Regions from separate parts of the Homo sapiens genome. Here regions 1 and 2 are each linked to region 3. A link is a loop called in an ENCODE intact Hi-C map of the cell type or tissue named here. Cell type or tissue: PC-3. All regions are shown on one strand. Links, peaks and the distances in the headings refer to the core of each region. The heading gives the core; the rest is flanking DNA. Region 1 overlaps PSMD1 (proteasome 26S subunit, non-ATPase 1). Region 2 overlaps ARMC9 (armadillo repeat containing 9). Region 3 overlaps PSMD1 (proteasome 26S subunit, non-ATPase 1).

What was found. Hi-C counts contacts between places; a loop is a spot of excess contacts. Peaks named below come from ENCODE experiments on the same cell type or tissue, not always from the same donor. Only the 100,000 strongest peaks of a DNase experiment are listed, where the experiment ranks them.
Region 1: a loop joins it to region 3, with 4 times the contacts of the local background. A loop is called at or near these places in 6 of 110 quality-filtered maps.
Region 2: a loop joins it to region 3, with 4 times the contacts of the local background. A loop is called at or near these places in 10 of 110 quality-filtered maps.

What each region holds. Positions count from the first base shown.
Region 1 is chr2:231,156,688-231,167,240 of GRCh38, reverse strand. It overlaps PSMD1 (proteasome 26S subunit, non-ATPase 1), which reads right to left. Exons shown (of 25, transcript NM_002807.4): 20 at 5,732-5,901; 21 at 3,514-3,606; 22 at 1,955-2,041; 23 at 1,224-1,370. Among named protein-coding and RNA genes, the nearest start is that of ARMC9, 37 kb to the left of the region's middle. In PC-3, for the core only: no CTCF peak of the experiment used is centred there; DNase peaks (open chromatin) are centred at 5,090 and 5,780; H3K27ac peaks cover 1,764 bases.
Region 2 is chr2:231,292,292-231,302,844 of GRCh38, reverse strand. ARMC9 (armadillo repeat containing 9) reads right to left here. Exons shown (of 25, transcript NM_001352754.2): 19 at 6,592-6,647. Among named protein-coding and RNA genes, the nearest start is that of MIR4777, 65 kb to the left of the region's middle. In PC-3, for the core only: CTCF peaks have their summits at 5,434 and 5,641 (motif pointing left); DNase peaks (open chromatin) are centred at 2,624 and 5,644; H3K27ac peaks cover 2,466 bases.
Region 3 is chr2:231,098,675-231,109,227 of GRCh38, reverse strand. All of the region lies in intron 16 of PSMD1 (proteasome 26S subunit, non-ATPase 1), which reads right to left. It overlaps HTR2B (5-hydroxytryptamine receptor 2B), which reads left to right. Exons shown (of 4, transcript NM_000867.5): 4 at 1-998. The coding sequence ends at 711. Among named protein-coding and RNA genes, the nearest start is that of HTR2B, 21 kb to the left of the region's middle. In PC-3, for the core only: CTCF peaks have their summits at 4,913 and 9,114 (motif pointing left); a DNase peak (open chromatin) is centred at 4,917; H3K27ac peaks cover 2,056 bases.

The sequences.
Region 1 (10,553 bases), core at 1,088-9,087, 59 kb before region 3:
CTGTAAAACCGCCACCGAGATGAACCAGGTTGCAGATCAGACAGTGACTGCATTAAAGGTATCCATTGATGATTCTGTCCATTCATTTAACACTACACAGCAACTACTACAGATCAGGCAGTGCTACAGATTAGCATTTACCATTGTTTTAGGTGCTTTACATGTAACAACCTATTTAATCTCCACAACATCAACAGGAGGTAGGTAGCATTACCATATCAATTTTACAGATGAGGAAACTGAAATACAAAGATTAAATGACTTGTCTTAGTCACACAGCTAACAGTAGAAATAAAAACCCAGTTATGCCAAATTCCAGCTCTAAACCACTACATACACTATCTTGCATCCCTTGGCTTTATCTCTTCTAGCTGATAAATTAGTCAGGTTAAGACCCCGACTCACAATTATAGATAGGAGTTGCCTTTGACCCACCATCAGGTTGATAAGAATAAGTTTACTCTTGTATAAGGATAAGGATCTAGAAATCGAATCTCTGACATTTTAGACAGATCTAGCATCTGGATGTCTTGGATGGGTCTACTGATGGCGCTCTAGTTATCTACAAGAACCTGGAAGATAAAGGCAGTATCACACTCATATTTCTGATAAGCATTTGTTTTTAACATGAAGCACTCTGTCTTGGAATAAATTAAATTCCATGAAGATCCTTTTCTAACTAAAATGCAATGCATTTATGACAATGGTGTAATGAAATAGAAAAAAAAAAAAGACAACGGTGTAATTACCATAGTAATCAATACTTATTGAGCAGTCCCAAGTCTTGTTCTCAGTGCTTGTTCAATCTGTGCCTCATTTCTGAGTCAGGGATGGTAATCTCTGTTTTATAATAAAGAAAACTGAGGCAGAGAGAGATTTAGTACCTGGCCTAAGGTCACTTAGCCTGAGCAGTATACTCAAGATTCAAATCCTGTATGCTTGGCTGTAGAGTCTATATTCCTAATCAAATTGTTGTATTAGGAACTCCTACGTCGTATGTCTGTGGTAGAAGACGGGAGTTTGTAGGGTTACACAGGGAAAAGAAAAATTCTCCCAAATCTATATGAAATGGAAAAGAACATTCTCTCTTTTGTTAAATAATTTCTTAGAACTAGTGAGCTTGCTCCAATGCTTTGGAGATTTATCATTCTCTATCAATATTCTATTGTCCTATGGATTAATATCCCACTGGTATATACAGCTAAGAGTCACTGGTAACTTACTGGTTTGAAAGGCTGGTATCTACAGGTCTCCGGCATGGTTAGGACCTTAAGCTGGGCAGGCATAACTCGGGCTGGGTTATCCAATAACTGGAAGTTTGGCTCAGGTTCTTTTTTCTTCTCTTTTTCCTCCTTTTTCTCTGCCTCATCCTATAAAATAAAATTTAAAAAAAGTTCAACAGAAGTTCATTTCTGTTCCACAGAACTGAGTAACATCTGAAGTTGACTGAGCAGCTATAAGGTACAAGAGGTAGTGGTCGGTAGTAATGGAAGTACAACTAAAGTGCTATCAGACTCAGAGGAGGGAAAAGTAACTCTGCTTAGGAATGAGAATGGTATTTGACTTGGTTTTAAAGGATTAAAAAGGTTTTTCTACCAGCAGAGATCAGAAAAAGGTCTACCTAAACAAGTGATAATCCCTTTGCTTGAAAGGGTTTTTCTTTCTCCTACCTCATCATCTTGTCTGTGAAAAACCTACTTTGCCCTTCAAAACCTATTTTAGTTGTCATTTGCTCCAGGAACTTTTTACTGATTTGTACCCTTCTATTCTTCCCACAAATGGATATATTTTCGAGTCTCTTTCAAGTACAGTTTGATGATTCTACATGCTGGCAACAGGATAATTGTTTGAAGGAAGCCAAGAGCAAGGTAGAATAATATTCAACTAAGGAAGAATCTCGACCATGACAGAGACAGAGATACTTCAATCCATATGACCACCAATTTATACCTACCACTTCCATTTTCTCCTCCTCCTTTTTTTCCTTTTCTTTTTCCTTCTTTTTAGCCTTGGCAGTTATAGATAATACAGCAGTAGAAACCTGGGGAAATGAGCAGGGTAAACTGTTGTAATCCCTTACTGACATACAAACATGCAAGCCCTAGAGAACTCAGTCCTACAACACTATTCTATTTCCTAGCTGTATTACATATATATATATATATATATATATATATATATATATATATATATATATATATATATAAATATATATAAATCAAAGAATAAATGGGAAAACTAAGCAGGACATTTACTGAAATAATTTACTACTCTTGTCATCAAGTGAATCTTTAGTTCTTGGAGGCTTGTGTCCAATATAACTCTTCCCTTTTTTTTGATCTGTAGCCTACCTTGGATATGAATTTGCTCTCATGTACTTCCAAGATTGAGATTTGGGTGCTATAGCCTTTTTGCTTTACAGGAAAGCAATGGAAAATAGAACAATTTCCTTCAGCGCTGGTTGTAGATATCCTCTCTGGACTATATGTCTTACAATGCTAATACACAGTGGGTGAGTGGTTAGCCTATATTATTCTCCTTCATGGGTCTTGCTGAAAACAAAGGTGAAAAGCTGGGCAATACTGGTGTAAAAGCTGACTTTGTTTCAGACCCAAAGGAGGGTCTGAAACATAGCTGATGAAACAAGATGCTGTCAAGGCTATTCCTTAACTGCTACCCTCAAATTTGGTTAATTATCCTTACTTATACACAAAATTTACAGCAAATAATCAACAACTGGCCAATATGAAAATTATGAGAGAAAGAGCCACTTTCCTATATATAAGGTATCAAAAAAAGTATAATTTTACTGAGTAAAACTTTATGGGCAAGTACAACTCTTTAATGTATTATTCTTTAATACAGGAGTGTCCTCATACACAGTTGGTAGGAGTATAAAGTGATTATGTCCATTTTGAAAGGCAAATTAGTTAATAACTATGAACATAATGTGCATTACTTTTGATCAAGTAACCTGACATCCAGGATTCTAACCTACAGATATACTCACACAGTGCACAAATACATGTGTATAAAGACTTTCAATTCCAGGCTCACTTGTGTAGGGCTAACAAATGAGAAATAACCTTAAATGAATATCAAAGAAAAAACTGGTAAAACAAACAGTACTACACATAGTAAAGGCATTGTTTTGCAGCTCTGGGAAAAAATGAGATCTGTATACATTGAAAGTTTTAAAAATAAAAAAAAATATAGTTAATGTGAAAACAAGATGCAGAAAAGTATGTAGAGAATAATTTTATTCGTGGTATAAAAAGTACTGACATGTGCAGAGAAAACCTTCAGAGGGATTCAGAAGTTGTGACTCCTGTGACATGAGACTTGGATGACCAAGAGACAAAAAGGACTTTCACTTCATATTCTTGTGTAATGTCAAATGTTAGCATAAGAAGTGTTACTTTTAAAACATAAAAGATAGTTAAAGAAAAAGTAAAATACTCAGTGGCTCCTATATTTAAGTACAAATGCTGCTAAAAGGAACAAAGAACCTACCTTTTCCTTTTCTTTTTCTTTTGGTACTTCCAGAGGGGCAGGATATGCAAATGTGGATGGTTTACAGTTCGATTTATACTGAACTTTCGGCATCTGAAGAAATTCCATTAAAATAACATTGGCTTTAAGTACTCTGTGCTCTCCACAGGCATACGGATACAAAAGGAGACCAAAGTTTTAATGCAGGCTGTATGTTCAACTATGTTATGACTCCTCTCTGAAAGCCATGTCTACTTTTACTGATTTAGTTTTTAGGTTCTTTACAGAATTACCTGCAGTTCTCTATACTTTTCTTAATCTCTGTGCCTTTGAATGGGCATCCCTTTATCTTTATGAACAAACCAACCTGCTTCAATGGGTAAGTCCTATTCATGGTGTGAGCATCAGATCAACTGTTCTCTCCTTTGTAAAGCATTTGATGGTCTATCCTGCATACAAACTGCCATTTCCCTTCTTTGTACCAGACTAGTAACTTACACTAGCCTGAATACAATTTCCACACCATATATAATCATGCCTTGTAAGAGTGTAACATGAGCCTAATAGAAAGTCAGCTTCACATTACCTAGTGACCAGTTTTAAAGTTCTTTGGTCTCAATTTTTCCTTTCTTTCTTTTTTTTTTTTTTGAGACGGAGTTTTGCTCTGTTGCCCAGGCTCTGGAGTGCAGTGGCGCAAACTCAGCTCACTGCAAGCTCTGCCTCCCGGGTTCAGGCCATTCTCCTGCCTCAGCCTCCCGAGTAGCTGGGACTACAGGTGCCCGCCACCATGCCCGGCTAATTTTTTTTGTATTTTTAGTAGAGACGGGGTTTCACTGTGTTAGCCAGGATGGTCTCAATCTCCTGACCTCGTGATCCACCCGCCTCGGCTTCCTTTCTTTCTTTCTTTCTTTTTTTTTTTTTTGAGACAGAGTTTCACCCTGTTGCTCAGACTGGAGTGCAGTGGTGCAATCTCAGCTCACTGCAACCTCTGACTCCTGGGTTCAAGCGATTCTCCTGCCTCAGCCTCCCAAGCAGCTGGGACTACAGATGTGCACAACCACACCCGGCCTGAATTTTTCTCTATTTACCCAATCTGCATTGATGGAGGATGATAATAAATACCACCATAAGGACAAAGAACCTTATCTTCTCCATCCCATTTTCATCACAAAGAGTAAAAACAGCAGTCATAAAATTGTTTGGCAGAGAATAAAATAGGTTATACAGGATGTTTAATTACAATGTTAAAAGTTGGGGATTGGGAAACCAAGGGATTCTTGTTCTGACAATAAAGCTGCTCAATATTTACAAATGTGAGCAGTTTTAATACCGAAACACTTAACGAAGGATAACTGGCTGTACAGCTATACTGAAAAATCAATACAAAGAAATATTCTATTTTTACCAGTCAGTTTTAAGCCTAAAACTTTTCCACTCTGAAAATTTAGTAGAACATTTCAACAGTGATGACCAGATGTAAGAGTTATTTAAAGGTCAAAAAGCCTTTTGACTTTTAAAGAACAAGAAGATGAATCATCAAGTCACAGGACTAAGAAAGACCTAAACACAAACTCCATTAAAAAAATATGACCACAAATGTGATGACAGGGCACGCAGTGCCTTAAATTTCTGACTTAAGTCAGCAGTTACATTCCATCAGATTCCCTAGCTCCTCACAGTTGGTCTTGTTTCCTGCTTCTACCAAAGGGTCATCCTCCTATTTTGCTTTTTCCCTTTAGTAATAATTCTTTCTTCCATCAACCACTCGAGTATCAGATAACTCTGGAAGATTTAGTTTAGGTTTGCATTCTTCCTTGCCCAGACTACTGCAATAGCATTGTAATGAGTTTCCACTGATACCAGAAAGATCTTTCTAAATGGAAATCTCATGTTCATTTATCATTTGAAATCCTTCGACAGTTCCCAGGCTTTAGTATTAAATAAAATTCATCAGAGTGGTATATAAAGCCTCTTCGTATGTTTATATTTAGCCCCCTCTCTCACCATTCTTTCTCAACTAATTACTTGAAGTTACACAGCTAGTAAGGAGATATGCTTTTCAAAACTTTCAATGACACACTCCATTCAAAAAGGTGACGATTCAACTTGAAGGGAAAATGTTATTATAAGATGTTAACTCATCTTTAAAATTTAATGGAAATCCTTGCAAGTGGGCGGTAAATATGAATAAGATACGGTGAACAGGAAATACTACAAAGCTGAGGTCTCACAGACATACCTTTAAGTCCTTGTTAAGGCCAATGACACAGGTAGGGGTATAAGCCAATGACAGGAAGTGTGAAAGAGGAAACCAGAACCAAAACTGGGTAAATACAAGGACGCCAACCACAGAAGGCATATGAGTATGCCCAGTCCTGGACTGCAAGGAGATTGTGACATTATGACCACCTGTAGAAAAAGAGAGAAACCATGAACAATAATAGTATTGTCCTATTATTATAGTAGGACAATAATAACGATATCTTTCTTTCTTTCTTTTTTTTTTTTTTAAAGAGATAGGGTCTCACTGTTACCCAAGCTCGGGTGACAGAGTGAAACACTGCACCCAAGTGCAGCAGCACGATCATGGCTCACTGCAGCCTCGACCTCCTGGCCTTAAGGGATCCTCCTCTTTTAGCCTCCCGAGTAGCTAGGACTACATGTGCGGGCCGCCACACCTGGCTGATTTTTAAATTTTTTGTAGAGACGAGGGTCTCACTATGTTGCCCAGGCTAGTCTCAAACTCCTAGCCTCATATGATCCTCCCGACTCAGCCTCCCAAAGTCTTGGGATTACAAGCATGTGAGGCACTACACCCAGGCAATAATAAAGATTTGTAAGTGCTGCAGTAGGGAAACATCTGGTGATGATTTTAAAAGCACAATTCATATGTGCAGTCTAATATGCAGTCCTTGGAATTAGTGAGTTATCCAGGCTCTCCAAAATTGGAAGTGTACTTTTAACTGGATTTAGCACACATCTAGACTTACTTTCTCTATAGGCAGGCGTTTTTCAAAAACTAGGCCTGAAGGGTATCAAAACTGTGATGCTAAATTAAGTATTAATCTGCATTATATATTGGCTTTTCATGTGTTAATAAAAAGCAAAGTTTTAGTATATACTTTTTGCACACCATAGCAGAGGCAAGCATAGATAGTTTGCTTAGTTTTACTCTTTCCGCTTCAATCATATGCAAATACATATTTATAATATACTTACACATTTATAAAAATTTATATAAAACAGTAAAGAATATGTTCTGACTCTTGGTCTTTTAGGTGCTAAGCAGCATAAACATTATTAGAATTTTGAGAAATATCCCTTACAAATTATGAAGATTTATATGCAGCTATATAAAAATCTACGAAAGCATTGAGCATTACCCTACGAATTATTAAGCCACTTAAATTGGTGGGAGGAGCTCTGACATTAACTAGCCCTGTAACCATGGACAAAACACTTTATTTCTAATTCCTTTTCTCCCATTAGCAAAATGAGGGGTTGAATTTGAACACTTGAACGAGAGCACTACCACTTACAAAAGAAAACTTAACCTCTAACCCTAACTGAAATTTTTCTAAGGAAACACAATATGTAAAGGAATGAAATCAGAGCTGCTTCTGTTTAATCAGAAGTTTGGACTGCTGGGAGAATATATGGCCTGGAACCAGGGGTCCCCAAATCCTGGGGCTGCAGACCTGTCCATGGCCTGTTAGGAACCTGGCTGCAGAGCAGGAGGTGAGCGGAGGGCAAGTGAGCATTACCACCTGAGCTCTGCCTCCTGTCAAATCAGCTGTGGCATTAGATTCTCATAGGAATGTGAACCTTATTGTGAACCGCGCACGCGAGGGATCTAGGCTGAACGTTCCTTATGAGAATCTAATGCCTACTGAACTGAGGTGGAAAAGTTTCATCCTGAAACCACCCCACCCCCGTCGTAGAAAAAAAAATTGTCTTCCATGAAACCTGTCCCTGGTGTCAAAAAGGTTGTGGACTGCTGCCCTAGACTATTCCTCTAGAGTGCAGATAAAGTTTGAAAGCCAGTGAACTAGAGCTAAGATCCAAGCCATCAGTTGGGGAGAGCTGGTGAGCCCTTGTAAGGCTGAGATTCTAGGAGGCTATGAGGGATTACCAACTCAAATGCCTTTAGGAACAAGTCAAGTAAACAAATAAGGAATAAGTGGGCTGGGAGCAGTGGGGACTGAAGCAAACTGTAAAGTACATGTACTATTTAAAGGGAGCTTGTTACTGGGGGTGTAGGTCCAGGATTACTAGGTCATTTTGTTTTTAAAACTGAAGCAAACTGGAAAACACATGTTCTATTTAAAGGGAACATCTTACTACAGTGTAGGTCCAGGGTCACTAGGTCATTTTGTTTTTAAAAGTAGACTATGGATTTTGTCCAAAATCTTGCAAATTTTGTTAGGCAGGCAAAACAAAATACACCATTATCAGATTTGGCCCATGCGCTAGATGGTAACAGAGTTAGTGCTGGATCACAGAACTTTGAAATGCAAGAATCTTCATTTAAATAATATATCCTATAAAAATGGGGCTTGTCTGTGCCTAATCAGGGTCTTAATTGGAATTCCAATGTGGATTCCTGTTGCTTACATTTCTCTTCTCTTGATCTCAGTGTTTTATAGGCATCTTCACATTTTGCTTGGAGTCAAGAACCAAACACTGACTTGACTTGACTAAACCAAGCAGCATTTTAATTTTTATAAGAATCAGGGTTCTACTGTTCAACCAAATAATCTAGATTTTCTTAATACTCCACTATAGGTATTTAAATTTTTCATCTGAAAAAAAGGCCAGGTATACTTTAATCTTGTTTTTCCAATAGAAATGAATTATATACATTTATTGTCTACTTGTACTCTTCCCTACGCTAACCCCCATTCACTGAATGCTAACTATATGTTGAGGATTGTGAATAACATACTGGAAAAGATCCTAAGGAGACTCCAGTCTCACAAAGAAGACAGATAATTTGATAATTAAAATAAGATATGAAAGTATTATGATAGCTATAAACCTGGGTGCTAGTGGGAACATTTCACTAAGACATAGTAACTAACCTGGGATGGAGACTGGGGAGGGGCAGAAGAGAGGAAAACGATGCCTAGCTAACGTGCTATTTGATCTAACTTTGAAGCTGAATTTCCTTTTAGTTCAATGAAATCTATCTTCTTCGGACTTCGAAGCTAAATTAGCCTTTTGTTCTAACATTCTGAGATTTAATAAATAAGGTAGAGTTTATCATATTGATAATTTGCAGTTTAACAAACTTCAATCAACTTCTTTATCTTCGGCTTTTCTCCCGGAAGAGACTGAATCACTGAGTGAGTTCTCATAAACTTCAACTTCATTCCTTCCCTTGAAGTTGCCCTCTCTAGATTTTTCTCTACTACCACTAATTTTCTTTTTTCTTTTTTTGAGATGGAGTCTCATTCTGTCGTCCAGGCTGCAGTGCGGTGGCACAATCTCAGCTCACTGCAACCTTCACCTCCAGGCTCAAGCAATTCTCGTGCCTCAGCCTCCTGAATACCTGGGAATACAGGCATGCACCACCACGCCCAGCTAAGTTTTGTATTTTTAGTAGAGACAGGGTCTCACCATGCTGATCAGGCTGGTCTCAAACTCCTGACCTCAAATGATCCACCCACCTCGGCCTCCCAAAATGCTGGGATTACAGGTGTTAGCCACTAAGCCAGGCCTACTACCACTAATTTTACTGAGAGAAGATCAAGACTGCAAATTTTTCTAACGCAGTTGCAGCACAGTGTTCTACGAGGATAGGATATTAAAAAGTGAAAAAGGACATGAGATTAATTCTATGCTCATAACAGTGAACACTACAGTATAGAACTTTTATGTAGGGCCAGGTGTGGTGGCTCACACCTGTAATCCCAGCACTTTGGGAGGCCGAGGTGGGTGGATTGCCTGAGATTAGGAGTTTGCGACCAGCCTAGGCAACACGGTGAAACCTAGTCTCCACTAAAATACAAAAAATTTGCCGGGCATGGCGGTGTGCACCTGTAGTCCCAGCTACAGGAGGGACTGAGGCAGGAGAATTGCTTGAACCCGGGAGGTGGAGGTTGCAGTGAGCCGAGATCATGCCACTGCACTCCAGGCTGGGTGACAGAATTGGCCCCCCCCAAAAAAAAGAACTTTTATGTAATAAATGTCTAAAGCAAAAATTGTTATAAATAAAGAGAAACAGAAAGAAGCACCAAAACTTGATTGGTCCACGAGACAAACAGATAAAGTAAAAAAGCCCCAAACAAAAAAAGAAGATATAAAAAAAAAAAAAAAGAAAAAGAAAAGACAAACAGAGGCTGAAAGAGGAAGGAAGAGAACACAGTGAGATGACTTGTAGTAAATCTGGCAGAGAAGAGGCGAAACATAGAATTATCCTCCCCTAATTCTTTTTTCTTAATATATAATTTTATATTTTTAATTAAAAATTTATTTTTCTTTTTTTGTATTGCTCCTTGCAGAGCAGGGCTACCCTACAGGTAGTGTGCCCAGAGCAGTCTCCCCCAATTCTTAACAAGTAACCCAAATATAGTAAAAACCAGCAAAAAACTGTGGTAGTGGTGAACAAGTGAAGGGGTGTAGTCTAAAATCATACACTTTAAAAAGTGGCAGCTAAAAGAGAAAAAAAAGATTACAGAGCAGTAAAATGTTATCCCTAAATGTTGTTTTAAATACTCACCACCAAAAGAAGTAATCTGAAAAGGCTACATAATGTATTATTCAAACTATATGAAAATCTGGAAAAGGCAAAACTAAAACTGTGGAGAGAGTTCAATTAGGATAAGTAGTAAGTTCAGGAGATCTATAGTACAGCATGATGACTACAGCTAATAATAATGTACTGTATATTTGAAAATTACTTAAGGAGATCTTAAATTTTCTCATAACAAAAAATGATAAGTATGTAAGGTGACAGATATGTTAATTAGCTTGATTTAACTATTTTACTATATATATATCTCAAAGCACCATGTACACTGTATGTATAATTTCTATTTATCAACCATACCTTAATAAAA
Region 2 (10,553 bases), core at 1,738-9,737, 190 kb before region 3:
TTTGGTAGAGACAGGGTTTCACCATGTTGGCCAGGCTGGTCTCAAAACTCCTGACCTCAGGTGATCCACCCACCTGGGGCTCCGAAAGTGCTGAGATTACAGGCGTGAGCCACTGCACCCAGCCAATAAAAATGATATTTAAAATTGGTTTCTAATTCCACATTGCAACTAACTTTTAATAAACTATTACCTGTCTGGTTTTAAAGTAATATTGAGCAAAAATATCTATCTGAAAAGGCTTTGAAAATACTTCACCCCTTTCCAAGTACACAGGTGTGTGAGGCTAGATTTTCTTTATGTCCTTCAATCAAAACAACATATGACAACAGATACAGCCCAGATCAAACTGTGTTTTTCTGATCCAGACATTAAAGAGATTGGCAAAAAAAAAAAAAAAAAAAAAAAAACAAACCCACAATGCTACACTTTTTCATAAAATTTTGTTTTGAAAAATAATTCTTTTTCATAAGAATATCTTATTTATATTAATGTAATGGATTTACTATTGCCATTTTAAGTTATTTAATATTTTAATATTTAACATTTTATCATATTTAAGTTCTCATTTAAAAAATTTTGATAGACAAAATACTCATTAACTCTTCAGAATCTTCAGTAATTTTTAAGAATGTAAATGGCTCCTGAAACCAAAAATTGGAGAATGGTTACTTCAAACCTTATATAAACATATATGTTTTTCTTTCCTATGCATAACATATTTAATGACTACAACTTAGATGAAAAAATTAAAATCTTAAAAGAAAACCTAGGAGACTACATGTAAAATTTAGGGTTAGGGAAGACCTTAACCAGGACAGGAGACCCAGGAACTATAAAATAAAAGCGAATATATTTAACTTTTTTTTTTTGAGATGGAGTCTTGCTCTGCCCAGGCTGGAGTGCAGCGGCGTGATGTTGGATCACTGCAACCTCCACCTCCCGGGTTCAAATGATTCTTGCGCCTCAGACTACCGAGTAGCTTGGATTACAGGTGTGCACCACCACGCCCAGCTGATTTTTGTATTTTTAGTAGAGACAGGGTTTCACCATGTTGGCCAGGGTGGTCTTGAACTCCTGGCCTCAGGTGATGTGCCTGTTTTGGCCTCTCAAATTGCTGGGATTCAGGCGTGAGCCACCACATCCCGCCTCAATCTTTAACTTAAAAAAAATTTTAAAAAAGATTTGTGGCAAAAGAGATTAGAAAAAATATATCTTTAAAACATTTGTAATGATGGTGAAAAGGGTTTGGAAAGAAGCACAACTGAAAAAAACAGAAAGGATATGAAATTGGAAATGTACAATGTAGCAAATCCAAATCCAGATTGGCAAAAACATTAAAAAAAAATAGAGTAACAGCACCTATTGCTAGTGGAGATGGAGGGAAGAGGCTCCTTCATGTTCTCCTAGTGAAATCTGAATTATTAACAGCCTTTGAAAAGAGCAATCTGGAAAAATCTATTATTAAAAAAATACTTTTTCATCCAGCAGCAAGAGCCCATATAAATAAAAGCCCTGGTAAATAAGGATATTTTTACAAAGATTTTACTACAGCATTGTTTGAAATAGCAAAAAATCTAGAAAATTATACATTCATAGCATTAAAAAGTATCAACTTGCTACACTGCCTAACTCAGAAGGACTTTCAAGAAACATTAACAAGAGAAAAAGGCAACATGGTGTAGAAGTATGTGTATTTCTATCTCTATGTTATCTCATTTTGAAAAACAAATACTGACAAAAGTATATATGGATCTGTGTGTAGTACATACCTCCGTGTACTCTGTGTGTGCATCTTTTAAGTATGAAAGCGCATGCACACACTAGATCACTAACATGGGTTTCTTGGGGGGGTTGATGTGAGTGCAGTGGAGAGGCAAAGGATAAAGCTTATGCTTGTGCTGTCTCCCCCAGAGGATGCCACCCCTGCTGGCCACACCCTTCCCTTCCTCAACTCATCTCACTTCCTCTTTACCCCACGCCAGCCATCTCCCAGTATTCCTGGAGTACTTGGAATTTCTGTGGCACTTCCTGTGTCTATCACCTTTATGAATCTGTGATCACATATTTATTTTCTGTTATTTGCTATTTTGCATTCATGTATGTCTCACAAGAAGGTAATATAGGGCAGTGGTTAGGAGCATGGACCACTGAGTCAGACCACCTGGATTTGAATCCCAGCCCCATCACAGTTACTTATTAGCTGTGTGAACTTGGCAAGTGACCTATTTTCTCTCTGTCTCTTCATCTGTGAAATGTGAATAAAAATAGCACCTACCACAGGGCTGCTAAGAAGAGGAGATGACTGAACACCCATAAGGCGCCTAGAACAGTGCCTGGCACCCGGCACTGCCAGCAGGCGGGAGCTGCTGTTGTCAGAATCACTGTGATCTTCCCTATCTAGGCTGGAAATTCTTGGAGGTATTTTAAACCACAGATACTCTTTTAGATTTCTTTTGCATCCCTTCCCCATTAGTTCCTACAATAGTGTTATTTCGAGGCCCTCAAATATTTGTTGAGTAAATATATGAGCAACTCTTAGATCTGAGCACTTTGTATAGAAGGAAATTGCTGAGCATACGATTGGCACTTACATGGCAACCAGCAAGTAAATGTCCACGGCTGACCTCACCTGGCACTTAAACCTATTTTGTCAAGAGGCGAGAATATTTGTCTTAAAATCAGTCTTCTAGAATAGCACAGGAAGGTCTTGCATTTCTACTTAAGGAAGCCATACAAGGAAACTGGCTGTGATATATAGTAAGGAAACCTGAGTCACTGGGGGTGAGAACAACGGAACCAGGCTCCTAAGCTTAGTGATTTACCAACAGCCCTTTTGTAACATATTACGTCTGTTTCATATAAAATAAATGCATCAGGTAACACATTTCTCTGAAGTGCTAAATGAGATGCATTTGAATCCTTAAATAACAGCTGTCATTGTCCATTCCCTGGGGTGTATTGTCCAAGCTGATCTAATGATGGTTTTGTTTCTCTGGAGGTTTAAATGGGTCTGGGGCTTTGTGGGCCAAGAAAGTATAAGTGGTTTAGAAAACAATGAAAACACCCATATTTTCAATGCCATCCTGTAGACTCTTCCTGCCTTGAATGTTCCAGCTCTCCCTCTCGGCTGGAGCTACTCCATCAGCATTTTAACATGCTCAGGTTTCTCTCATCTTAAAACAAACAAAAATGCCCCCTTCAGCCACTATTGCTCTTCTGTGCACAGCCAGACTGGGCGAGGAGCAGCATACACTTCTTAAGCCATTTTCTCACTTCCCACCTGGCCCTCAATCCATTCATTTCGCTTTTGCTCCATCAACCCACAAAAATGCACAGCAACTGACTTCCACGCCACTAAACCCCGTGTCCTAGTCTCACTTCTCTCTCTTGAGGAGCCTCAGGGCCTCTCTGCATTTTTCACCCAAACTTCCTTATTCCTATTCCCCCCTTGCAGTTTATAATGTCAGCAAAGAGGGCGTACATGTCCACACCTTTCCGCTACATAGGCACATACATAATCCATAGCCCTGTGTCTTTATACATTTGCTTTTTCCGAAATTATTGGTCAAATTACTTTATGATTTCCTTTTTCTATTTGACATTATATCCTAGACAGTCTATAAATCAGAAGATGCATTTCTAGCTCTACCTTTATTTTTTTTAAAATTTTAGTATATAAACGTATGTATATTCAGACATAACTTTGTTAGGTTAGCACATTAGATCAAGTCATTATAAATTACAGAGAAAAACGAGACTTTGCATCAGGGGTTCTCTTGAGAGTTTCCAGTGAAGCAGGGATAGCAGTGGTGGAAGTTGTGAGCGCACAGATTTCAGCTCAATGTGATTTAGAGTGAGCATAATTTACCCTGGTCTCAGGCCCCATCCCACTACAGCCCCCCACTTTTTTTGAGATGGGGTCTTGCTTTGTTGCCTAGGCTGGAGTGCACTGGCAGGATCTTAGCTCACTGCAGCCTCCGCCTCCCAGGTTCAGGTGATTCTCGTGCCTCAGCTTCCCTAGTAGCTGGGATTACAGGCGCACGCCACCATGAACCAGCTAATTTTTGTATTTTTAGTAGAGATGGGGTTTCACCATGTGGGCCAGGCTGGTCTCAAGTGATCCGCCCACCTCGGCCTCCCAAAGTGTTGAGATTGCAGGTGTGAGCCACCGTGCCTGGCCCCATTAGAACCATTTTATCTTTAGAGTTGCTAAGCAGCTAACTGAAAACAGTGGTTTCATTTTTCTGTGTTTTGGGTCTAAATATTAAATGAAAGAACATTTACACTGCTAAGCAAGATAAGGTATGACTCCAACACCTTGCAAATAATTTTGCTGTCTCCTTCAGAGCTGTCACCTTGGGAAGTGATAACCACATTCCAACAACAGTGCTACTTCTCAAAGGATTCTTAGAAATTTTCTTTAGCCTAAGATCTGTCACTCTCTTTTTTCCCTCCAACTTTGAAAGACAGTTATAAACGTAATGCTAGCCTCCGGTGAAAGCTGAGTAAAATCCAGGCAAGACCGGCTGTGCCCGGACTGCCCCGGCTGGCACCGGTGATGCGCAGTGAGGCTTACCTGGGAGAAGGAGCCCCCATCTGCTGCCCGGGGTTCATCACAGAGTCCCATTTGGCCCAAATGACAGATCTTTTCCTTATAATTTTCCAACTAAACCTCTTCTAGAAATCTTCTGAAAATTCTAGTTATCACAAGTATTTTCAAACATCAACCTCTTAAAAGAGTAGCAAAAGTCCAGAAAATTATAAGACTTCTGTATTTGTTCATTTACAGTAGACAATTGCTTTCAGAATGAAATTTCCAGAAATTGAGTTCTCATCATTAACTAGAACAGTTGAACAAAATGAATTTTCCCTTATAAGATAAAAACAGGATTTATAGCAAAAACAAAGCAAAATGAAAAACCAAAGCAAACCGAAAAACCCAAAGGGATGATACAAGAAGGGAAGAAAACAGATCTCGAGACAAACTTTAGGACACAATGAAAAAAAGTTGTTAAAAACAAATAATTAAATATTAATTTAAACTATCATTTAGAATGATATTGAAGGGCCAGGCACAAAGGTGGTGACTCATTATAATCAAGAGAAGGCTGCCCAAGTCCGGGAACTGCCTAGGGGCTGGCAAACAATGGCCCACGAGTCAGGTGCCTGCTTTCCTATGCTCGCCAGCTAAGAATGATTTTTGTGTTTTTAAGTATTTGAAAGAATATTTAATGACATGCAAAAATTGTATGAAATTCAAATTTTTAGCGTCCATAAATAGTTTTACAGGAACACAGCCACGTTCAGCCACTTATGTACTGCTGACAGCCACCGTGTTACAATGGCAGAATTGAGTGGTTGGAACAGAGACTGTGTGGCCTGCAAGCCCTAAAATAGTTCCTATCTTTTCCTTTACACAAAGTGTCTGCCGACTCCTGTTCTAAACCCAATTTTACCACCATCAACTCTCTGTGTGAGCTCAAGCTGGTGTTTTTCCCTCTGCCTCCACCTTTGTAAACAAAGGGGCCTGGAGAAGATGATAGGGGCCAGGACCCCTATCTGGAGGTCAAGCTCTGCACTGCTGGACAAGGCAGGAAGAGCCAGCAGGAGCACGTACCCGCTGATGCCACCTGCAGCCTGTGAAGAAAACGGCAGCCACAGAGGCCGCCTGCTGAGGAAGCATCTCCCAGCAGATCTTAGCAGATCCTCTCTGGCAGGGGCTCTTAAATACCTCTTTCCCAACTGATGCCATCAGTGATCAAAAACCTGGCTTTTACACATTTTACAAGCTGATAGGCCACGACTCCAAACAAAAAAACATCCTCTGACATCCACTTTTTCAGTGAATGCTCCCCCCAAAATAGATGAAAATGTTCCAGCATTCACTGCAGGAGTAACTGCTCCCTGCAAATGAAGGCAGGCAAATCAAGGATGACCAGAGGGGACAACAGGTCTTTTCTTCCTAGGTATCTGAAGGAAAACCATGTAAAATCTTGTCATCTGAAAATCCAACTACAGTCCCTGAGTCACCATTCTTTACATCATTTCAGAGACTCGCATACATTAACTTCTAAACCTTCATGCTCTAAAACACCAGGCAAGTAGATTTTTCACAGCTGAGGAAACACAAGTCAAAAGAATGCAAATAACAGAGAAAACTGGTCAGTTCCGTTAGCTCTGAACTAAACCCAGGACCCCTCACGCCAGAGACTCTCGCCAGGCGCCTACACGCCCAGCACTCCCACCGGTGAGGAAGACAGGCCGAGGCTCGTGCCCCTTCAGAGCAAAAGCTCACACAGAAGAATGGTCATTGTTCAGCTTCCCATGAAACTCGAATGACATGCAATGCTGCGTCTCTGCTGTGAACCCAATGAGTGTGGGAGTCTTCAAACATGGCCGCTGGGCTCCCCACATGAGACCCCAAGTGAGACCCGAACCACCACCCAGCTGAGCTTTAGCCAACCCTCAGAATTGTGAGAAATAGTGTAGCAGGAATGAAAAATCTCCATTTCTGGACTAACTTGTCAAGGCAGGAAAGAGAGAATAGTTTGGTATGGGTTTTCTATGTGGTGTCAAGAACCTCCAACTTACTTCATCATCTTCATCTTCATCATCATCAGATTCAAGAACACCATCTGGTAGCTCTTCTATAAAGAAAAAAAGAATCAATGAATAATGGATAAACAGTGGGAGCCTTGGTCCACAGAATCTGTCAGCCTCTGCAGAGACATAAACACCTTAATGAGAATGAGGTTACATCAAAGTCATCATGCTCCTAACCATCCTAATCACAACCATTTCAGTCACTGTCTGAGATCATCCTAAGCAATTTTAAATAGTAAATCTCTCCATTTTTACCAGAACATGATTATAGTAGCATGGGGAAAATTAAAAGCCAGCATATAATTTTAGGGGAATTTAGGGAAAAGTAAGTAAATATTTATTTCAAGGCATCATGCTAGATTCTGCCATACCCGTTATTTCACTTAATCCTTACAAATATGTTGTTGACTATTATCCCCCATTTTACAGAGAGGCACAGAGAGGAAAGAGAGACTTCTTGGTCTCACTTCCAGTAAGTGGCAGGCAGCTGAGATTCAAGCCGAGTCTATCTCTAAACTCCATGATTTTTCCACGGGCGGTATGGGTGGTGGTCATGGCAGGTAGGGTTCCTGAAGGCTCTGTGGTTCATCGCTAGGTCTTTTTAAGAATTTACAAAAGAGCAGTAAGTTGGTAGCACAAAGGAGTTACAGAAAGAAAGAGCCCCGGCTTCCTCCTCTGTAGAATGGGGGTTGTACCAGCCACTTCTCAGGGTTGTCGGTAGGACCTCACAATACACCACAAGGGAAGCGCCCGGCTTAGGGCCAGGTAAGAAGCAGGCACTGCAGAGGTGTTGGTACTTTCTCCTCCACGAAGTCTTCCCTGATCCCCTTGCTCAGCAGCCATCTCTTCCTCCCCGAACACACTCAGCGTTTTATCTAGAACTCCTGACAGTTCACGCCACTTCTGGAAGATTGCTGCTTACTAATGAATGAATGCTTACTGACTCGTCTCTCACCCACTGCACTGAACTGTGAGTCCCTGGGGACAGAGCAGCTGACTTACTCCTCCCTCTATCCCTACTACATCTTTCTTATTATCACTTGTTTCTTGAACAAATGACATGAAGGTAAAGAAAGCCTGAAAGAAGAAAGGAAGTCAAATGGGAAGTAGGAGAAAAGAAGGAACTAAAGCCATACTTGAGGAGAGCACCCAGCTTGTAAAGTGGCAGGCAGGGTGCACCCACATTTGATCAAACACCAAACCATTCCCAGGAGGGAAGATGTAGAAACCCATGTTCTCAACCCAACGCTCGTTCTAAAGGGAAGGACTCCACTGACTTCACTGGACCGAGGCCAGTGGGACACCAAAGTGTCCCCCTGCTCACTGAGGCTTGCATGCCCCACGGGTCGCAGCACTGTTGTGGAATGCCATTTAGTCTAGAAAGCTACTGTGCAGGCATGAAGATGTGATGCCACTCTGCTTTCTGGCTGAAGTTTAATGACTAACTTCCCTATCCACCAACAGCATACACCATTCCACCTTCAGGAAGTGCTGCTGTACTCATCAGTTATAAACCGCTCATTTTCGAATACAGAAATGCCTTTTTTAAGACTCTTGGCTATTTTGTAAGGCCACAGACAGCCCAGCCACGCTTCTCTTTCTCTGCCTCCTCCTGCCCAGCTCCCCTTCTCCTGACCCCATAACCTCAAGGCCTGCTGGCTCAGACTCATCCCACTACCCAGAATAATCCTGTCCTGAGAAGTGAAGTGCCTTGTAGACCTCAGCTCCTTTCTGGGATGACTATCTCCCATCCTGTTCCCTGAGTTGGTCCACACTCCATGAGGTGCCCGCACTCCGATATCTAACACACGTGGGGCTAGAATGGCCAGTATCATTCCTTTCCCGGGGGCTCTGCCTTGCTCCTGCCCAGTGACCTGGCTGGTGCCCCTGTTGTCTCTCTGGTGCTGGTTCCCCTCCCTGAGGGCTGGCATTGTGGTCCAGGCCCAAGCCAGGGGACAAATCTCTCTGCTGTTGCTGTTGGCAGCTCACCCGGCGTTGTCAATGTCACCAGCTGGAATTTTCCTTTAGGCTTTGCCAGAATAGTCCTTCCCCACCTGTGGGGTTAGGTCGCTAAAATATACTTGAATTTTAATACTTGAAGACCTTAAAACTTTACTGGAAAAATTGTGCTAGAAGACTGTGATTGGACTTGGACGTGTGAAAACCCACAGAGATGTTTTCAAGTTTACTGAAATAGAACAAGGAAACCAATAATCTAAATAAAGATGGTGGCAATGCCATTTCACACATCTTAAGAACTGATACACTAGCAACAATTTGTACTCTGCTATTAATTTCCACTTGAGGATGAAGACAGGATGGAGGCTCTCCTCCTGGGTTTCACTTTGATTTGATGCTGGTGATGGATGTCCCGAGGTACTTGTGTGTCTGGTCTTCCATCTGAATGTTCAATCACTGTAAAATTTTGTTTCAAAGTGGCGGGCTCCTGCCGCTGTCCTATGGATACAGAATAACTTAGGTGCTTGAGATAGAAAGATAAATACTTTAGGCCCTCTTTATTTAAACAGTAACTTACTGAACTAAGTAGGTATTTCCCAAGCCTTCCAGAATGCCCAGGGTTAGAAGGTTTAGCTCTGCCCAACACAATTTCTTCCAGAGACATCCCTTACAAAAGTGTAAATTGTCCCCTTATCCCACTCTAGCAGGCTGGTCCAAGGGCAAGGCTTATAAAAGAGAAAAAGATGTTTTTTGGGCCAGAGAGTAAAGGGGGCCTGCACCCTGCTTCTTGGCTGCCAGGAAGGAGGGAAGACAAGGAGACAGATGTATCTCAGTGGACTAAAACACACAGGTGGCCTTGAAGAAGATTCTCAGGCTGAATGCAGAGAACTCCTGGCCTGGGAGGGCTGGGCACAGCTGATGACTATGGCGCGGATGTGCAACAATCCTCCGCCCCCACACCGTGGCCTACCCAGAGAAGGCAGGAGAGCAACCTCAGGCAGCACTGAGGTTCAGGTCTTATTTTTATTTTTTTCAATATGCCAGAATGAGGGCTGAGAGTCAGAAATGAAGTTACTGCAAAAAATAAAGTTCTAATTTTTGCCCACCTGAATTTGGGATGAATTATAGCTGTTCCATACAACCCAAAGAAGAGATATTCAAGGCAAATGGGCACCCAGCCTAAAAAGGACAAAGGTTTCAAAGCTCCCTGGCTGCTCTCCTCAGCTGCCTCCTTTTGATCGGGAGCCCCTTGGACACCCTCGTTTCTGCGACCCAGGCAGTGAGGCTCTGCCCTTGGCTGCACATGAGACCCCAACTGGGAGCTTGAAATCCCCTCTCTGAGAGGTTCTGATTTAATTTGTGTGGGGTACAGTCTTAAAGATTTAAACATCTCCCCAGGTGACCGCCCTGTACAGCCAGACTGTGAACCCTGAGCTAGAAGAAAGGCCACCTGGGGGCTTCTGGCCTTGGCCAAGCAGCTCTCTTGAGACTCACTCTTCACTTTCTGCTCGTGTGCAGAAGGGATTCACGCATGTGACTTGCAGGGATGTGGACTGCTGGGTGTCAGGGAAGGGCATGGAGAGAGACTCAGTGACAAACCTGGCCCCGGATTCCAGCAGTGCTTGGTACCTCTGGCAGGTGAATGATGTCAGGAGTCCACAGAAACAGCCGAAGAGCTTTCCCTACCACCTCTGCCCCATCCCAGGCTTCCTGGCCTTCCTCTCTCCTGCTTACTATGGGATGTGGGTTGTTATGGTAATGGAGGAGGCTGGATAGAATGAGGACCACATTGCCTCCTTCCACACTGCAGTTGGCAACATCAGTTTTTCTGCAGTGAATGAATAAAAGTGGGAAAATGATGAAGTTTCTTACAGTGGCATTTGCTTTCATTATCTGACCCCAGGACCCTGGGGAAGCCACCTTAATAGTGGGGCAGGATTTAGGAGGGGAAAGGGAGAGGCCACATAAAGAGAACTTACAAGGTTAGGGGA
Region 3 (10,553 bases), core at 1,618-9,617:
AAGAAGGCTTACTTAGTCAAAAACAAGCCACCTCAACGCCTAACATGGTTGACTGTGTCTACAGTTTTCCAAAGGGATGAAACACCTTGCTCGTCACCGGAAAAGGTGGCAATGCTGGATGGTTCTCGAAAGGACAAGGCTCTGCCCAACTCAGGTGATGAAACACTTATGCGAAGAACATCCACAATTGGGAAAAAGTCAGTGCAGACCATTTCCAACGAACAGAGAGCCTCAAAGGTCCTAGGGATTGTGTTTTTCCTCTTTTTGCTTATGTGGTGTCCCTTCTTTATTACAAATATAACTTTAGTTTTATGTGATTCCTGTAACCAAACTACTCTCCAAATGCTCCTGGAGATATTTGTGTGGATAGGCTATGTTTCCTCAGGAGTGAATCCTTTGGTCTACACCCTCTTCAATAAGACATTTCGGGATGCATTTGGCCGATATATCACCTGCAATTACCGGGCCACAAAGTCAGTAAAAACTCTCAGAAAACGCTCCAGTAAGATCTACTTCCGGAATCCAATGGCAGAGAACTCTAAGTTTTTCAAGAAACATGGAATTCGAAATGGGATTAACCCTGCCATGTACCAGAGTCCAATGAGGCTCCGAAGTTCAACCATTCAGTCTTCATCAATCATTCTACTAGATACGCTTCTCCTCACTGAAAATGAAGGTGACAAAACTGAAGAGCAAGTTAGTTATGTATAGCAGAACTGGCAGTTGTCATCAAACATAATGATGAGTAAGATGATGAATGAGATGTAAATGTGCCAAGAATATATTATATAAAGAATTTTATGTCATATATCAAATCATCTCTTTAACCTAAGATGTAAGTATTAAGAATATCTAATTTTCCTAATTTGGACAAGATTATTCCATGAGGAAAATAATTTTATATAGCTACAAATGAAAACAATCCAGCACTCTGGTTAAATTTTAAGGTATTCGAATGAAATAAAGTCAAATCAATAAATTTCAGGCTTTAAAAAGAACCACTGTCATCATAAAATTTATTTGGTTTCTAATTATATGCAAAGTTGTGCTAAGAATGAAATAAAACAAAACAAACATTAGCCTTGCCTTCCAGGTCTTAAAAGCATAAGGCATGATACAGAACAAAAGGAACACAGAGCTAAAAATAAGTGCACAAAACAGTGATCACATCTGGAGGTGAGTTAAGATTGCCATTTATAGTCTGATTTAGTTGAATGCAGTCATAATTTTCCTCTGATCAGGAAACTGTTTTGATGGAAGGGATAGGGAGGATAGTAGCTGGATATCACACAAAATAACAAGAACTTGGAACTAGACCTGTTTGTTAAATGACTGATATTGAGCTTCTACTCAGCACAGGTAGGTCTATTGGAGAAGGAGGAAAAAGCAAATAAAATCGCTCTTGGGTACCTGAACCACATTAGGTTTCTTAGAGATATTAATTAACGTGCACAAGCATGGGATCTTAATCAGGGATACAAACTTTAAGTGAGATCATGCCTGCCTATGTATGCTTGTCCAGTGACTCAAGTGAACTTCCAGCACAAAATTTTTTATTCATCCTTTCAGTATATTATTTTGCACTGTTAGATCTCAGAATGAGTCCAACCTGTGCCACTTACCAGACAGCTGATTAAATTTAGGAAAAATACTTAATTTCTTCAAGCCCCAGTATTCTCATCTGCATTTTATACAATTCTTATGAGGATGAGTACATAGAAGGCACTAAGTAAATGGTAGACAATTCAATCTACTTTTGATATATATTTTAATGCTCCTGTTATAAGTGCAAATTTAGACTAAGGGGGTCTGCAGTGAAGATAACTCATACCTTAGCTTTTCCTTTTCAGGTTCACCCATATTTGTCCCTCGACCTATGACTCTATTGCTGTCCTTCTGCAGGCAACTCAGTTTAGGATAATTGCCTTAAGAAATGTATTGGCTACGGAGAATCTCAGTGTATAAGTGAACAAGGCATATATTTTCACAGTGGCAGAATCCTTTGCTAGAATGCGGCTCTAATACATAAATCCTGATCTGTTATGATTCCTTACTGGCTATATATAATCTGCTGGGAAGAGTATATCATACACATTTAATTCCTAAATCATCAAAGCTTTAGGTATGTTTCCCTACTACTAGTCTAAGATTTTTCAGCAGCATTAGGGATGGTTATCTCACATAAGAGGCAAAATAATTTACATTCCTTAAAAAAAAATCATTCTCTATTTTGGTTTTTGGTTCTGGTCTCTAATATGATGGATTTGGCATATGTTAAGATTTATATTCTTGCCAAGGTATGTTGAGATTAAGTTTTCAGTTATCACTATGACAGTATTCCAAATTCTGTATTTTATGCATCTGAAGGCATACATAATTGTTTCAGGAAATCTATACACCAGAGTTGGCAGGCAATCACATTGCCAAAACTCTACCCATAGATAACAATCTAGATCAAAAGAACTATCTTCTCACATGCTTTGTACTGCCTCCAAATTTGTGTGCTTAAATATACGCACACCTACAGAATTAGCCACAACACCTATAAACTGTTTCATGTCAAACCCTTAAGAAAAATTTCCTTGCTTACAATTTTTTTTTTCTTTTTTTGAGACAGATTCTCACTCTGTTACCCAGGCTGGAGTGCAGTGGCGCAATCTTGGCTCACTGCAACCTCCGCCTCCTGACTTCAAGTGATTCTCATGCCTCAGCCTCCTGAGTAGCTGGCATTACAGGTGCCCGCCCCCACACCTGGCTAACTTTTGTATTTTCAGTACAGATGGGGTTTCGCTGTGTTGGTCAGCCTGGTCTCCACTCCTGGCCCCAAGCTATCTGCCTGCCTTGGCCTCCCAAAGTGCTGGGATTACAGGTGTGAGTCACCATGTCTAGCTCTTGCTTACAATTAACCCAGAGATCTTTCTATAGTTAATGAGAGACCTTTCTACTATTTCCAGAATATTCTAGAAAGTGAAACATAACTCCACTATTGACTATTTCTGAAAAGTACAACCAAGCCACAAACTCTTACCACTTCGATGCAGAACTGGTATTTCCATTTTATGAATACTTTAAAGAGATGTATAATTTGAAAGCAAATCTCAGCAGTTAAACACCCTTACGTAACAAAAGAACTCCAGTTAATAGTCTTATCTTAGAAGAAAAGGAACAGATTATAACTATTTAGAATAATTTTGAAAAAAAAAAAAAAACCTTTTTATTCCATGTTACTGCCAATTAATGGAGAGAAGAAAACAAAGATGTAGAAAAAAAAAATGAAAATGACAAAAAGTAAGGAAAAGTCAAGCACCCAGACAGAAACACAAAGATACTGGGGCAAAAACAGAGAACAGTATACAGAGAATATGTATCAAATTGATATAGAATTGTGAATGGAGATGTAAAGATGATCATGAAGTTAGTGTTAGTGTTAGTGGTAACTGGTTCACTATGAGGGTTTCTTCAAATTATGAGGATCAATGATGATGTAACATTTTTATATTCAAGGAATCACTTTGTGTGGTCTAAAAAACAGTTGCACAAAGAATCTGTTGTTCATCTTGCAAGATCCGTATCTAAAAGCTTATGAATTTATACACTGAGAAACATTTAATGCCATATTATAACAGCCTAAGTCATAGCACCCTGCAAGGGACCACCAAGACTGTCTGATTTTAAGAAATGTCCATATCAGATTATCAATTTGTTCATTATAGAAACTTAATATCAACAGATATACAAAGACCAATTCTTTTGACTTTCTTCATTTTCCTTTCCAGTGTCAAGTTAAAATAATTCAGATTCTACTCACTTCCAAATGAGTTTTCAGAAGTCAATGACATGAACAGTACTGCATAAGTTGTTATAATAATAAAATCTGCCTTTGAAAGTACTAACAATGGGCCCAACAATCACTTATTTATTAGATGTTCCACTAGAGAACATTTATTTAGATAAAAATTAATGTACTATGTTCATTTCAATTAAGCAAGAATAGTTATCAAATTAATTTTTTACTTTTATTTACAAGCATTATGAACAAATAACAATCTACAAATATCAGAAGGAAGAAATAAAATACTGTAACACCCTGGACTATCCTAAGAATAAAGGAGATAATATACATAAGAATTTTACACAAAGACAATTTTATCTTAGTTGTTGAACTACAAATATGTGTTTACTAACATGTTTTTAGTATTCATATCCAATAAGTATACTTGAAAAGAAGTTTTTAAAAATTATGAAGAAATAAACTCTTAAAACATGGTATAAGACCAAATGTCCACAAATTCATTTTAAAAGGGAAATCTAAAGGGGGGAAAAAAGATGGAGAGCATGCTACGACAGTAAATGATGTCACTTCAGAAAACATGTACCAGTCTTAGGATATAGGACAGACACTTCTCAAATATTAAAGTTAATAAGGAAAATTAAGAATAAAGCTGTTTTATCACAGCCACTCAAAAAGATGGTGCTCTGACTGAAAGCAAGGTGGAGAAAGCACTGGTCTATCATGAAGCCTGTTTAGAATCTCAGTATTTAGCTTTATGACAGTGGGGAAATTTATTAAACATTTTGGAATTCAATTTCCTTATCTTTAAAAAAAATGTGAATACTGGTTTCTTCTACTTTAAAAAATTCTCACTCTAGGGAAATGGCAGTAAACTAAAACTTAGAGAACATAGAGAGGATTTTTAACTCCAGCTCTTTAAACAGGTCAATTATATTTAATTTTCATTTATAAAATAAATTTTAGACAAAATTTTTCCAGTTCCCACTTCTTAAAGATTCGTTTTATGAAAAGAGAACCAAGAATGGTCCCTTAGAAGTAGCAAGCACATAAATAACTTATTTGACTATACTATGTAGTGGAAAACTCAGCAAAACCTAAGCAGCTCACGGGAGACATCTGCTGCTGAAACTGGGAACTTAACCTGTGTTAGCTACAGGAAATAAAAGGGCAGACATGAATTTTGTTAACTAGAGAGCAAAGCACCATCAGATTAAAAATGGAAGAAAAACAGTTTTAAATGACCGTCAACTTCCTATGTGGCAGAATATAAACACCAAGCCACTGATTTATATTGTTATAAAATATAAAGTCACTGACAATACAAAACATTAACTGACAGGAAACAAAACAACTTAAGAGTCAAACATGAGTAGGATGCTTTACACAACCCAAGAGATACTAAGGGTATACCTGGAAGAATATACTTTCCATACTAAAATTATCTAGTTCTCTGATAATTCACACAAAGAACCCACTCTGGATGGCCATGACAGACCATTTTCTCATTTTTTAATTGTGTCTAATCTCTACAGCAAGAATAGGGAAAGGTTAGGGTCACAGCTTGGCTACATGATATGCTAAGATAACAGGAAGGAAATAGAAGTAATTAAATTTTATTTTGCTTCCATCTTTTCTCTCAAGGAGAATAATTTTTAGACAGAAAGACTGATCAAACACAAAACAGATAAAGAGTCTAGTTGCCTTAGATGAGTTCCAGTCACAAAGCTAAATGAATCACCTCCTAGAAATAGAACAAATTTGTGTATGTAATTATGAAACCAAATTTTGGAAGAAAAACAGAAAACTGCAAAGTACAAAAAGAATGTAAATGATGAAGTATTCCAATATTTTAAAAGAGAAAAGAAGAGATAGGGTTCAAGAAGTTCAAAGTGTGGAGTCTGTGGCAGATCTTTTGACAAAATGCAGAATAGCTTAATACACATAGGTTTTGCCAGATCTCAGAAGAGGCCTCGAAGAACACTGGACACTTCTATGAAAAGTGTAACTTAAGAAACAATCAGGCCCAATAAGTCACATAACCCGTTTAGAGGTGCCAGACTAGTAGACTTGGGTAAATATTATGTCATAAGGATTTTGTGAAAATTGTCTAGAGTCTTTATGAAAAAGTTGGCAAAATGAGAGTTAGAGGATAACACAGTGAAGACCAGTATTTGATTAACAATCATATTCAAGAAAACTGGTGTAAGAAGAAATACCATGCTATATGGGTCTGTGTTTTGTTCTGTTTTATTCAACATTTCCATCCACGATAGGAAAAAAATATTTTACAGTTTGTAGATGGATGACTTCCTATCTGGGATATTATGGAGAAGACTCTGTACCTAGTTCATAATGGATGTTCAAGAAATTATGTGTTGGATTTGCATACAATTTTTATAACAAAGATTCACTCCCAGGGAACCTGGGGTAGAAAATCTCTTCTAAAGTTTAAAAGGACATAAGACGTATGACTCATCTAACATGCACTTTAGCAACTTACTGTGTAATTTCATAACAAATAAGCTATAACAAATATAATAAATAAGCTATAACAAATATAACAAATATAACAAATAAGCTATAACAGGCAGTATCCATATAACAGTGAGCCTTGAACAATATGGGCTTGAACTGTGTGGGCCCACTAATATGCAATTTTTTTTTCACTAAAAATTACACTGAGTGTACCTACTTCTTCTGCCTCCCCTTCTACCTCCTCCACCTCTTCCACCACTGAGACAGCAAGACCAACCTCTCCTCTTCCTCCTCCACCAACCCAATGTGAGGACAATGGGGTAAAGACCTTTCTGATGATCCGCTTGCACTTCATAGTGAAGACGAGTGTTTTCTCTTCCTTATGATTTTCTTAATAACATTTTCTTTTCTCTAGCTTACCTTACTGTAAGAATATAGTATATAATACATATAACATAAAAATTATATGTTAATTGACTATGTATGTTATCCATAAGGCTTCTGATCAATAATAGGCTATGAGTAGCTAAGTTTTGGGGGAGTCAAAAGTTATACGTGAATTTTCGACAGTGTAAGAGTTGTGGGGTCAGTGATGCTAACTCCCGTATTGTTCAAGGGTCAACTGTATTTTAACTTTATTCTTTAATAAAATACCTCAAGGTATTGTGGGTTTGGTTCTAGACTACTACAATAAAGAGAGTATAGCAGTAAAGTGAGTCACACGAACTTTTTGGTTTCCCAGGGCATATAAAAGTTATGTTTACACTATACTATAGCCTATTAAGTGTGCAACATCATTATGTCCAAAAAAATGTATATACCTCAGTTAAAAAACATAGCCAGACCCAATGGGTGGCTCATGCCTGTAATCCCAGCACTTTGGGAGGTGGAAACAGGAGGATCTCCTAAGGCCAGAGGTCAAGATGAGCCTGGGCAACACAGTGAGACACTGTCTTTGCAAAACAAACAAACCAAAATTAGCCAGGCATGGTGGTGAGTGCCTGTAGTCTCTGCTATTCTACAGTTTTGCCTCAACCCAAGCTCCATAAGCTCAGGTTTGCCTCTGAGCAATGATCACACCACTGCACTCCAGCCTGGGCAGCAGAGGAAGACCCTCTGTATTTAAAAAACAAACAACCCAACAACCTTTATAGCTAAAAAGTGCCACCGACCATCTGAGCCCTCAGTGCATATTCATCTTTATGCTGGTAGAATGTCTTCTCCTGATGTTGGTGGCTTCTGACTGATCAGGGTGGTGGTTGCTGAAAGCTGGGGTGGGTGTGGCAATTTCTTTAAACAAGACAATGAAGTCTGCCACATTAGCTTTTCCTTTCACAAAAGATTTCTCTGTAGCATAAGATGCTGTTTGATGCTATTCTACCCACAACAGAATTTCTTTCAAAAGTGTAGTCAATCCTCTCTTAACTCTGCTGCTACTCTATCAACTAACTTTACTAAATATTCCCAATTCTTTGTTGTAATTTCAACTATGTTTCTTTTCATTAATTTTTTTCTACAGCCTAATCTTGGAAGTGATTGTAGGAGACCGGTCAGGGTGGTGGGAAAAGTTATAAAAATTATAGGGAAAGATGCAAACCTTTCTGGAAGGCCGGGAGGTTTTGCAAAAGCTTCAAAAGAGGATTTAGCTAAAGGCAGTTAAATTCTCTTAAGAGCAAGGGTTAGATAACAAGGGAATGTAAAGGAACTTATCTAGATAAATTTGTTTATTCCTGTCTCCAGACACTAACCTTTGATCACTCGTGTGCAGGACTGCTCTCTACTTGGGGGTGAACAATGTTAATTACCCACAAATTGTGTTTGCTCCAAGCCTTTCTCATTAAATCTGTGCTAAACAAATGCAAGCATCTCTGGTTTATCGGGGTGGCTAACTCTCTTCAGCCCCTAGTGCCGGCAACCCCCTAGCCTGCTCTTTCACTGGATATCCATGTCTGAGAACTTCTTTCATCCATTGCTTGGCCAGAATCTGCAGGACAGACTCGGCAGGTGGTGCCCCCGCGTGAGGAACGCTGCAACAGATTGCGAGGGAACCCTCGAAAATGAAGGTGAAGAAACTGCGCAGTCAGTAAGTCATTGGTGCCCACTGTGGATTTCCAAGTTCGAGGGGATTGTTCAGGCTAGGGTTTCATCATGGGACAACAGTTATCAGCTCAATGGCAACAGTATATAAAAGTATTGAAACAGCTGCTTAAAGCTAGCGGAGCCTTGGTTTTGCAGGCTCAATTAAGGGACCTAATGCAAACTGTTGTGTTAGATATGAGTTCTAAATTTCTTTCCAAATAATTAATATGTCAGTATGTTCAATTCTTTGCCTTCTACTTTTAAACTTAACTTCCTCATAAAGGAACCTTTTTTGATTACCTACTCCACCCTAACTCATTCCAATTACCTGCTCCATGCTGACTCATTCCAATGACCTGCTCCACCCTAACTCATTCTGATCACCTGGTCCACCCTAACTCATTCCAATTACCTGCTACCTGCTCTGCCCTGACTCCTGCCAAAGCACTCACCCCATCATTCTCTTTAAATTAGCCAATCAGAATTAGTTTAGCCTGTGCGTCTAACCCTTGCCAACAGGGGAATGACACAGCAGCAGGGGCCATGTGCGTCAGGGATAAGAACCCCTTCCCCTCCCTTGTCCAAGTGTGTGTTCACCATTGCACCATCTTTAAGGGCACACTCTTCTATAGAAGTAACTTGCCTTGCTGAGAATTAAAAAAAAATTTTATATTTGAGTGGTATTCCTTTTGTAGCATCGAAACTTTATATGTAACAATTTGGGGGCTCGCCCATGATTGCATTCCCCTCCCGGGATGGTCTCTGGTTCTCTCTCGTGAGGAGGCTTGCCCTGCCCCCTTGTGGTGGCCTCAGGGGTGAGAAATCAAGACCCACCCAGTGCGAGGAATAACCCGAGCTCTCAGCAACGCAGAAAAAAATAAAAAATAAAAAACTGGCCAGCAACCTAGCTTAAAGGATCTTCACATACTGCAGCGATGACTCTGTGCACAGACCAAGGAAGGAGAAGCCGTGGGAGCCGGTAAAGTATTTCCTTGGTGGTCAGGACCAAGGTAAGAAAGCCGCAAGGGGGAGGGGGGCAGTGAACTACTCCTTGGTCGGGGTGGCTTAGAGGTTAAAAAGAGGCGAGCCATCCCCATTTCGGGGGATTGAACCTCACACAAACCTCCAGTAGCAGAAAAGGCAGAGATTTCCAGTGGGGAAACTGAGCCTCACACCCCAAAAGGCAAGACATTTCCAGTGGGGAAATTGAGCCTCACCCCAAAAGGTGAGAAATTTCCAGTAAGGGAAATTGAACCTTGAACCTTACCCCAAAACCATCAAGATGGGAAATACCCCAAGCAAGACAGGGAGCAAGGGAGATAAAGATGGTAACAAAGACATCCCCCTGGATATCTCCCTAGGTCTCATGCTAAAACACTGGAAGGATAACGAAAGGACTAAACTTAGGAAAAAGCAACAAATGATAACAATATTGCTGTTTTATTTGGACTCAGGGACCCACCTTCAAACCCTCAATCTTCTGACCAAACTTTGGGTCGAATGAGGATGTAACGTGTCAGCTTCTAATCCGATATGTTAATGGTAAAAGTCCAGTGTCTCAGGAAGAACTAGGCTATGCCCTTTATTGGAGGCAAAGACCTGCCCTCCTTTTTCCTTTAAAAACAAATAGGGAAGAACCCAATCTGGTACCTCAAAATGAAAAGTCAGAGGAGCCAGCTCTCATGCCTAAAAATTCCAGCGCATGGGATCCCTTAGACTATCTAACCCCGTTCAGTGTCCCCAATCTTTCCGCTCAGACAGCCACTGCTGCCTCAGATCCCATTCCAAATTCCCTCTCTACTCAACGTTATCCTTCCTCGTTATAACCCTGACTCTTAGGAATTACCATCCCATCAGCCTGTTCCCTCCCAACCTAAATACCCCTCTCTAAAAGGACTCCAGTGTGAAGTAGAACAATGTAAAAAAGATATTCAGAATTTCCCATTTCCCTCTGTACCTAAGAGATCAGCCCCGACTTTCTTTCCTTTGAAAGAGGTACCACAAGGAAGGGGGGGCCATTGGCTTTGTAAATGCTCCCCTAACCAGTTCAGAAATCCAGAATTTTAAAAAGGTGCTTAAACTGCTACTGGATGACCTTTACGGAATGGCAGACCAAATTGACCAATTCTTAGGACCTCAGTTGTATACTTGGGTCGAGTTAATGTCCATCTTGGGCATCCTCTTTTCAGAGGAAGAAAGAGAAGCT